2 separate regions of the Mus musculus genome follow, and region 1 is linked to region 2. The links are chromatin loops, found by intact Hi-C in ENCODE. Cell type or tissue: heart. All regions are shown on one strand. Each heading gives the region's core, and the rest is flanking DNA. Links, peaks and the distances in the headings are about the cores only.

What was found. Hi-C counts contacts between places; a loop is a spot of excess contacts. Peaks named below come from ENCODE experiments on the same cell type or tissue, not always from the same donor. Only the 100,000 strongest peaks of a DNase experiment are listed, where the experiment ranks them.
Region 1: a loop joins it to region 2, with 5 times the contacts of the local background. A loop is called at or near these places in 36 of 42 quality-filtered maps.

The regions. Positions count from the first base shown.
Region 1 is chr2:118,758,010-118,762,480 of GRCm38, reverse strand. Ccdc9b (coiled-coil domain containing 9B) reads left to right here. Exons shown (of 11, transcript NM_001001982.2): 2 at 723-836; 3 at 1,085-1,192; 4 at 1,800-1,955; 5 at 2,032-2,160; 6 at 2,774-2,973; 7 at 3,225-3,280; 8 at 3,838-3,891; 9 at 3,978-4,068. Among named protein-coding and RNA genes, the nearest start is that of Ccdc9b, 2.4 kb to the left of the region's middle. In heart, for the core only: CTCF peaks have their summits at 978 (motif pointing left) and 2,431 (motif pointing right); DNase peaks (open chromatin) are centred at 480, 860, 1,970 and 2,440; H3K4me3 peaks cover 1,103 bases; H3K27ac peaks cover 2,044 bases; H3K27me3 peaks cover 252 bases.
Region 2 is chr2:118,880,683-118,885,634 of GRCm38, reverse strand. Ivd (isovaleryl coenzyme A dehydrogenase) reads right to left here. Exons shown (of 12, transcript NM_019826.4): 12 at 2,726-4,952. Among named protein-coding and RNA genes, the nearest start is that of Gm32798, 4.6 kb to the left of the region's middle. In heart, for the core only: no CTCF peak of the experiment used is centred there; a DNase peak (open chromatin) is centred at 2,224; H3K4me3 peaks cover 673 bases; H3K27ac peaks cover 406 bases; H3K27me3 peaks cover 1,307 bases.

The DNA of each region.
Region 1 (4,471 bases), core at 1-4,000, 120 kb after region 2:
GGGGGCTTCTAGAGGATGGGAGGGAGCTAAGCTACGAAGCAGCCACATTCTGGGGACAGCTGGTGGCAGCTGGGCCTGGGAGAAAGAGAGCCACGAGGAGGCAGGTGGTGGGCCGGGCAAGGCGCTGAGCAAAACATAGACCCCACAGCCAGACAGAGAAGAACCGCAGATCTTGATGCAGAGGCATGGCTCGGCCCAGAGTTGCTCCCAGCTGGGCCTGCTGTTCTCCTGCCCCATCAGTCAGCAGCTCAGACCTGGAGGGCTCGCGGAGCCCGTGGGAGCTGCTCTCTCCTTCGGACTGGGCACAGGCTTAGGGAGTGGGGTCCGGTGCCTGGGAGGCCAGAACCAAGCTAAAGCCTGTCTCTGTGTGTGTGGTTCTAGATTTGGGAGGCAAAGTGTCCCCCCTCGACCTCCTGAATCCCCTGGCAGCTTCCCAGTCACGGCAGGTTCGGCTGCCAGAGCCATTTTTAACTCTCATTCCAGACTGTGCTCACAGCAGAACCCCCTGGGGAGCCAGGGGGAGGGGCAGCCTGCTGCTGGGAGCCGAGGCCCTGGGTATGAAACCCTGACCTGAGCCCTCAGTAGGCAAACTGGCAGACAGGCCTCACTGGGGTGGGGTTTGGCCCTCTGTAGACCATCTTCCTAAGAAACCTCTTTCACCCTGGGTGCTGTAGCTTGGGGCTAAAATCCGTTCCTTGTATTGGGTTCCATGCCTTCTACAGGGGCCCCACAAAGCCGAGTCCACAATGCGCCGGCATGAGGAAAAAGATGCCGAGCTGGACCGTAGGATAGTTGCCTTGCGCAAGAAGAACCAGGCCTTACTACGAAGGTACCAGGTGAGTGTGTTGTGTCGGCTGAGAGGACTCCTGTGGCTGGGGTCCCTGGCTACCTTCAAAAGGCTGTTTACACAGTGGGTTCTCTCTGAGGGCCTTAGCCCATGCCCCCATCAAAGTCTTGGGCACTGGTGATGTGGTGCCTCTGCCCCCTGGTGTCCCATTGGTGTTTTTCTGTGTAGGCCTGTCAGTGTCTGTGTGTCTGTGAGCCTGGGGGGCCATGGCCTTGCTGACTTCAGGCCCTCCCACAGGAGATCGAGGAAGATCGTCGGCAGGCGGAGCAGGGGGGCATGGCTGTGACCACTCCAGGGCTCCTCCAACCCGACAGCCTCACGGTCACCATCAGCCAGGTTCCCGGTGTAAGTCTCACCTTGGAGACAGGCAGGGTTGAGGCCTGGACCATGCCTGGGGTGTTAACACTATCCCATTTCTCCTAATTGCCTTTCTGGGTGTCTCCCAGCAACAACAGACCTCCCAAGCTATTGCCATCTTCTCCAAAGGGCCACAGATGAAAGGCTACCAAACAGAAACCTTTGAACAGACTTTCCCAGTCCTACAGCTCTGCATGTAAACCCTATGTGCAGAGCACAGCCTTCTCCTTACCCCAGACCCTGAGGCCGAAACCCTGCAGGAAGCAGAGGAGGGAGAAGTCTGGGCTGTAAGCAAAAGAATCAGTGTCTTAGAGATAAGGCCATATTGTCTGCATACTCTGGATTTTTTTTTTTTTTTTTGATTCAGAGATGACAAGCCCTTGTGGCATCTTGGATCCCTCTGTTGGCTCTGAGCTCTGAATAACTAATGCCATTGGCATGTGAACTCCTGAAGGGCCAAGCTTTGCCACGGGCATTCCAGGGAGGCCTAGGGCTGGAACCCAAACCTAGGGAACCCCTCCCCCCAGCACCCAGCACCCAGGTTCTGCTCAGGATGACCCATGTGGCCTGAGGACACAGGCATCTCGCTCTGCAGGAGAAGAGGGTGGTCAGCAGAAACTGGGCCAGGGCGCCCCTTTCACCTGGAGTGACTACCACACTGACAGATGATGAAGATGCTGCAGACGCACCGGGTACTTTCAGCATGGGGCACCGGGTGGAACTTGCTGTCACCATGGAAAACAAAGCCAAGGTGAGCAGTTGAGACTTCCAGACCTCAGGTCTCCCTCCCTTGGCTCAGCCATGATGCCCATCTATACCTTCTCCAGGCCAAAAGGATAGTAAGTGAGAAACCCACGACCCAAGCGCGGAGCCCAAGGGCAAAGGGGACATCTGGAGGAGGCCGGAGCTGGCGTGCACCCTTGCAGATGACTTCCAGCTCAGATTCAGCAGGGAAGGTACATCTTCAAGCAGGGGTAGGGACACAATCCCTATTTGGAGAAGGCAGAGAAACTAAGTAAGGTATGTCCCTTGCCTGGGCAAACCTGGCCTAGGCACCACCTGTGAGAATTCTTACCTTCTTCCCCTTCTCTGGCCAATATCCGCTTTGGGTGTGCCTTGCAGTAAGAAATAATTAAGCCAGATATATTATCCAGCCATAATATGATCGATGACTCGACTCTAAGGTGTCAGAGGGATGTGTAGGTGACTGGCTATGTGCCAGCTGTGACCTCTAGGTGGCAGCAGCCCCTTGTAATTGTTCTTGATTTTGCTCACCGCCTATGGGTGCCCCTCCTATCTAGGGCCGGTCTGGTCTATCCACACCAACAACTCTAAGAAAAGGGACGCCTCCTTTCACAGATAAGGACATAATACTCAGAGAGGTTAAATTACCTGTCTCAAACTGGAAGTGAACACGTGGATGCGTGCAAAAGGTCCACAGCAAGCACAGCATGCTGGAGACGAGACAGACCTAATTATGTACTGGGAAGTAGAGACCGTGAGAGAGGAGCTCCATTCAAATCTTCTCTCTACTTCTCCCCCATGATATTAAGTGTCTTCCCCTTGCAGGGTGTTCTGGAGCCCCGGAGTCCAGGCGTGGTCTCAAGTCCACCTCCCCAACAGTCCTTGGGGCTGTCCCCTGAGGCCAGCTGGGACTACACGCAGTGGAAACAAGAGAGAGAGCAGATTGACCTGGCCCGCCTTGCCCGGCACAGAAACCCACAGGGTGACTGGAGCCGCCCGTGGGACCTGGACAAAGCCAAGTCCATGTGGGTGGCATGGCTGAGCAGCTTGCTGTGACTGTGGGACTTGGGTAGGGCTAACTATGGGTGCCTCTTGGAGGGAAAAGACTTTTCGTCAGACCCTGGTCCCAGGGTTTTGTGCTCTGCCTCTTTCTTGGGACCACAACTCTGTGCTGCCCTGAGCTATGGGGTTAGAGGAGACAGTGTCTGGGTGGAGTCTGATGCAGCCTCTACCCACATTGCCACGAGTGACGTAATGCCCTTCTCTGTCTACACAGGCCACAGAACTGCCACAAGCCTAGGGACAGGGACCTGGCCATGGGCAGCAGGAAGGGTGAGCTGATCCCCACCTCATGCTCGTGTGCCTTGTTTGTTTTTGGAGAGTCTTAGCCCAGGCTGGCCCAGAACCCATGATCCTCTTGTCTTGTCTAGGATCCTACTACCCTGTCTCTTCATCAAAGATGAAAAGGGACACGGAAAAAAAGTCTGTCCTTCCTTCCCCTCCCACACTCTCTAGTGTTTTCTGAGCTACGGCTTGGGCTAGATTCAGTGGGAGCCGAACTAGGTCTTTCCAGATGTCATTCCTTGTGGGGTAAAAGTCCTGTCGGCCCTCCTGAGCTTGCTGTGGGAGGAGTCCTGTGACTTTCTGGTGATTCTTCATACACAGAGCCTAGGGGCCAACGAGCTGACCGAGTCATTTAGCTGGGCAGTGTAAACACAGTCCAGGGCCCCAGGCCAGGGGAGGCTTTTCTGCAGAGGTAGCGTGGGCTTTGGGAAGATAGAACTCCTAAGGGAAGGAAGGACCATTGGAAGCTTCCTGGTACTAGAGAGCTCCGGTGTCTGTTTTAGATTCTTTGACACTCCCACCCCATTTACTTTGTTTCCCTTTAGGTCCTAGGACCCACCAGAAGCCTCAGCACCCACCATCATCCCTGGATGGAAAATGTGAGTTGGGGGCAGGAAAGGAGCAGAATCGCTTCAGCTGGTGAAGGCAGTTGGTACAGCCCTCCATCCTCCATCATGTCTTGCAGGTCGGGGTGGACAATCTGGAAGACCCTCGATGACATCCACCATAGGCAGCAACGCCCAGGGGAAGGAGAGGCTAACTGGCAGGGCCCGAAGGTAACAGGGGACAGGGGACAAAATCAAGGCAGGTATGTAGGTGTCCTAATTTCCTGGACTGGCCCAGGTCCCTCTGCTCCATCCCCAGGGCCCCTGATTCCTGGTTGCTTGTTGCCTGCCACAGGTTAATGAGATACCAAGAAAGGACACCAGCAGAGGTGGTAGTGGTTAAGAGCCTGGTGCCCAGAGGCTGTGGTAATTACAACAGCACACTTCCCCTGGGATGTGAGGTGTGCCTTTCCCAGGCAGAGCATGCAGGAACATGCCCGGAGTCCCCATGGATCTCAAGGTGCAGCAGGCTCAGCCATAAACAGCAGCTGGGGACCTGGGGTGGATAGTCAGAGGAAATGGCTAGGTTTGATTGAGAAGTAAGGTCAGGCTGGGTAGGAAGCATCTAGAAGCC
Region 2 (4,952 bases), core at 428-4,427:
TACATCAGATAATAAAACCCACTGTGCAGGATGGGGTGCAGGATGGGGGGCTGCCTCCGGCTGAGTGCTCTAGTTAATCTAACAGCAACCAGCATCCAAGAAATACTTGGGAGAAATGAGGCTAGCCTCTCTCCCTGAGAGTGGGCAGGCGTACTCGAACTGCCGAGCAGTTCTAGAATTCTAGAACAGCAGAAGCTGTGGCCTGGAGCTGTCCCTTGTTGGAGGAAACAGGTGGCAGGCATGAAGAAGAGAATGCCCACCTTGCCCTTGAACGTGTCGTGCGCCCTTGGATGTTCATGTGCCAAGGTGGGAGGAAGGGGAGTGGGCTGTGGGTGAGGTGGGGAGAGAGGAGAAGAAAGGCTGGAGAGTTCTTCTGGAGGGAGCCTGCAGTGAGGCTTTAGGGGAGGGCACAGCACAGAGCTGGAAGGACTTCCTGGATGGAGAAACCAGCTGGGGCAAAGGCCCAGGCCAGAGTAAGGCAGGGAAGACTGCGTACAACCACAGCTGCTGTGCTCAGCAGCGGAGAGGGGAGTTGCAGAAAGAGTCAAGATAGACCCAAATTGTGTTTGCTTTGCTAATCCTTAGGTCCCCCTCCCCCAAGACAAGGTCTCCAGAGCCCTGTGTGACCTGGAGCTCTCTCTAGACTAAGCTAGCCTTCGAATTCACAGAGACCTGCCTACCTTGCTTCCCAAGTGCTGAGGTTAAAGGCACGCAGCACCATGCTTCCTTATTAACACTGGGTCTAGTGTGTTGCTCAGGTAGCCTCAAGTTCCTGGCCCCAAGTGATCCTCCTGCTTCAGTCTCCAAAGCATCTGGGACAAAGGAGCTCTACTGAGATGTTAGGTCTTTATTTGGGGGGCACTTTCCCAGTCCTTTTACTTAGGTAGCCCAGGCTTGCCTTGAACTGGATATATAGCTCAGGCTGGCCTCAACGTCACTGTAATCCTTTCCTTCAGGCTCCTGAGTGCTTGGGTATACAAGATGCCTACTATGCCCAGTGTAACCTTTGTATTGACCTTAAATGTGCTGGGATGCATGGTTGGCTCCATCAGAGGAGGCTCCATTGTTCTCTCTGGCTCAGGGTGGAGGTGCAGTTCAGCGACCTGGACTGGAAGAAGGGAGGCAAGTTGGATTGGTGTGGAGAAGTCGAATTCTGAATGGCTCTTGGTTAGAGGAAGTAGGTAGAGCACAGTAGGGGAGAGCCCCCACCTTGCATAGTGTGGCTCTGAGTTCCTCCACTGTGGAGTGGAATATAGGCAGAAGAAGAGGCTGGTATGTGCTCCTGCCCTGTCCCCCCCCACACCCCCCATCTATCTGGGGGCTTGTCTAAATGCCTGTTGGATAGTGAAAAAAATATGAGCATATAACAAGATTGTCATAAATGACAATTATGCACATTAAAACAGTATCCTTAGGAGGACCTACAATCGAACCAATCAATCAATAGAGCACTTAGAAGCATGAATAGCCAAAAAGGAACTCCTTACAGATTCAAAAGAAGTTTTGTCCTGGGGGAATGGTACAGGGGGAAGGAGGGGACAGGCTTTCCTCTTCAATAAACTTTTAAAAACTTACATTGTTTTGGAGGGTGGGGAGACGGCTCCCCCGGGTTAGGGGCATTTGTTCATTGAGAGGCCCTTGAATGGGTTTCCCCGCTGCCCACAAGGCAACTCATAACATCGTTCTAGGGAATCCAGCTCCTCTTCTGGTCTCTGCGGGTATCAGACTAACAAGCAGAACACATATACACACGCAAGAAAAATACTCATACACATAAAATAAGTTTTGGAAAAAAAATTACAGTTTTTTAAACTCTGACCATAATTTTTAAAAGAATACCACACTCATCTTTGCTGTTTATGGTCTCCCTGTTTTTGTTTGGCCTTCTTGTATGAGATGGTGGTGATAGTGGATAGTGATCTTTCAATGTTCTCATTTAGTAAAATACAAATTCTGGGGAAATTTCAGTCTTGGAAACCGTGCATCCAGAGCACGAGTGGGAAACTGGAGCGTCCAGAAAGTCACCGCGCCTGCGAGTCCGCGGATGGCCGGTAGGGGTCAGGCGAGCTCCACGCAGCGCTGACTGAGCGGGTCCCGGGAGTCCTCGCTGCAATCGGCCGCCCGCAGAGCTTTAAGGCAGGAGTCTTAAGAAGTGAGAGCACTTTAGATCCGCCATAAGCAGATAACCGATGGCCATGCGGATTCCAGCCCCCACCAGGGCACGCTGTGTGCTAGACGCTCTCTCCACTCTGTGTGCTGTTGCTTTACTCCGGCTCGGGCCCCACCCAGCCTCCCGGGCGTCAGAGCGTGGCTGGCTCACCCGTCGTTCCTAGGTTTGAGCAACTCACCCAGCAGGGCTTTGCATCCTTAAGCAATCTTGCCTTGAGCACTCAGTTGGTTGCAAAGGTCAGGGAAGGAGTGGATGTGTGAAGTGAAGCAATATTACAAGGGACTACCACTGGGATGTGGGGCTAAGACTCTGGTCCCTGGGGAGAAACTCTCTCCAGGCCCAAGTTGGATTATCAGCGGGGTGGGTGGGGGTTGGGAACCAAAACCAAACCAACTCAACCAAACAAAAACCCCCATATAGCTGCCTTAGCCCAGTGTCACTCCCTAGGGAGCCCAGGTGTTTGTCACTAGATTCTGATAAGGCACAAGACCTGGCTACACTTAACACTTCTCATTAGCAGCGTCCCACCCCCACTATTCCCATCCACTTTTCAGACATAGTTTTTATTTTGTCTTTTATTTAAAAACATTTCTTGTGTGTCACATTAAAAAAAAATTCAGAAAAACAATCACATTCTTCCTTTCAGTTGCTATAGCTGGATACAAACAGATTGGGTAATTATAGCTCATGGTTCCAGAGGCTGACTATCAAAAGCATGGCGCTCCCAACTCCAGTGTTCTTCTCTTGCCTGATAACATGGTAGGAGACCTGACACGACAGAGCAGGCACACTAGTTTAAGATTCCCTTTTATAAAGCCACTAAAGTCATTACTACCTAAACCATTAACAAATGGCTGGGACTGAGGTTTTTAACAGGTGAACTTCTGGGGCACACTCTCGTTGGTAGGGTTCCTATGGCATGACTGGGTGACATGTTGCCTTCTGATAACTTATGGAGGTCAGAGGGCAACTCTCCATCCCCCATATGGGTTCTTGGACTCCAACCCAGGTTGTCTGGCTTGGTGACAATCTTGCAGGCGTGCAGGTCCTCTGCCTCATTTTGATCATCTTCTGTGGGTTGTTCCAGGGATCTTCCTCAGCTGGTCAGTGTATCTACTGCATTCATGAACCCCCTCTTAAGATGGGACGGGTGTGGGGTTGCTAAGGTGCTGACTCCACCTGTCTCAGACCTCAGCACTCCACCTAGGCTAAGACTGTTGGGCTGGGAGCCAGGAAAAACAGTCTTTATTTTTGGGAACTCACATGAATGTGGTAATCCACGGCCTGGGCGCTATTTGTGACGGCCCAAGGTTGGGAGGCCCAAGGTTGGGATGTCCCTGTTGCTAGCCCATTAGGATCCTAGCTCCAATTCTGACCTTGAAAAAGTCAAGTATTAAAAGAACAAAACAACCTTGCAGAGTTTGAGCTGGGTGTGGTGGTTGCACGTGCCTTTAATCTCAGAACTAGGGAGGCAGAGGAGGATCTTTGAGTCCAAGGCCAGCCTGGGCTATATAGCTAGACAAATGAAACAAAACTCAGATATGCCAGCTGTGGTGGTTCATGTATATAATTTTGGCAGTCAGGAGGCAGAGGCAGGAGGATTCTGAGTTACAGTTAGACTCTGAATCAAAAGCAACCCCCCCCCAAAAAAAAAACTCTCAAAATCCTCCAGAAACTTAAGACTCTCCTCCTGTCTTCCCACACTTGACACCCCCCCCCCATTTTCTCCCCCTTTCCTTTAAGAAAAAGCACAGGGTGTTGCCTGTAATCCCAGCACTCAAGAGATAGGGGCAGATCTACTGTTCAGGGTCTTAGTTCAAAGCTAGTCTCGGCTACAGGGAGACTAAAATAAAACCATGGAGAAGTTGGTAGGGCAAGGAGCTGACTCAGTGGTGCAGTGCCTGCCTAGCACAGCCTAGGTACAATTTCACACACAACAAGAAGAAAAGTCACCAGGAGATCTGGGTCTGAGACTTCCTATTCTGGCCTCCTATCCCATTCCCAAAGGGCAAACTGAAGGGCAGGCCGCTTCAAGGACATTCTCTGGATGCAGACAGGACCATAGCAAGTGGCTTGTTTCTCCTGCAGAACACGGCTTTGGGCGCAGAAGGGTTTACCTTGCAGTATATTTAATACAAAATGGCAACAGACATTGTGCAGTTGTAATAAAATTAGCCACAGGGTGTCTAGAGAAATATACAGAGGCAACAAGGCTGGAGGGGAGCCAGGCAACCTGGGCTGGGCCACAGGACCTGTGTCTGCTGGCCAGTCAGCTGCAGAAGGTCACATGAGCAGGCCCAGTGCTAGCCTGTGACAGAGTGATGCAGACAGACTCAGGTACACGAGGGAGCCGATCTTCTGTGTTGTCTTGCCTGGACTGTGGACTCTGTCCTTCCTGGGTCTGCCATAGGCATTCTGGAGCTGTCTAGCTCTTGGAGAAACAGTTAAGAAGGAGATGGCTTTTGCCTTTTCCTCAAGAAATGAGACCACAAGTATCTGACAACTGAAAGGGGTAATGCCTCTGTTACCCTTGAACAGAAAGGGCACCCTGCCAGAGGCTTGCCCAAGAAAAGGAGTCGGGTACCTGTCAGATGCTACCTGGAGGGTCAGGTCATCACATTCAGATGTAGAAAGCAATGGCACAGACACTGCCACCCTCCCCCCAAACCCCCCAAAAAGCCAAAGTCATTTTAGCAGTCATTTTAGGCTTTCCTGCCCGGAACGGCTGGAGAATCCGACTTCACACGGGGCAGAGGGCTGACAGAGAAGGGCAGCTGAGCAG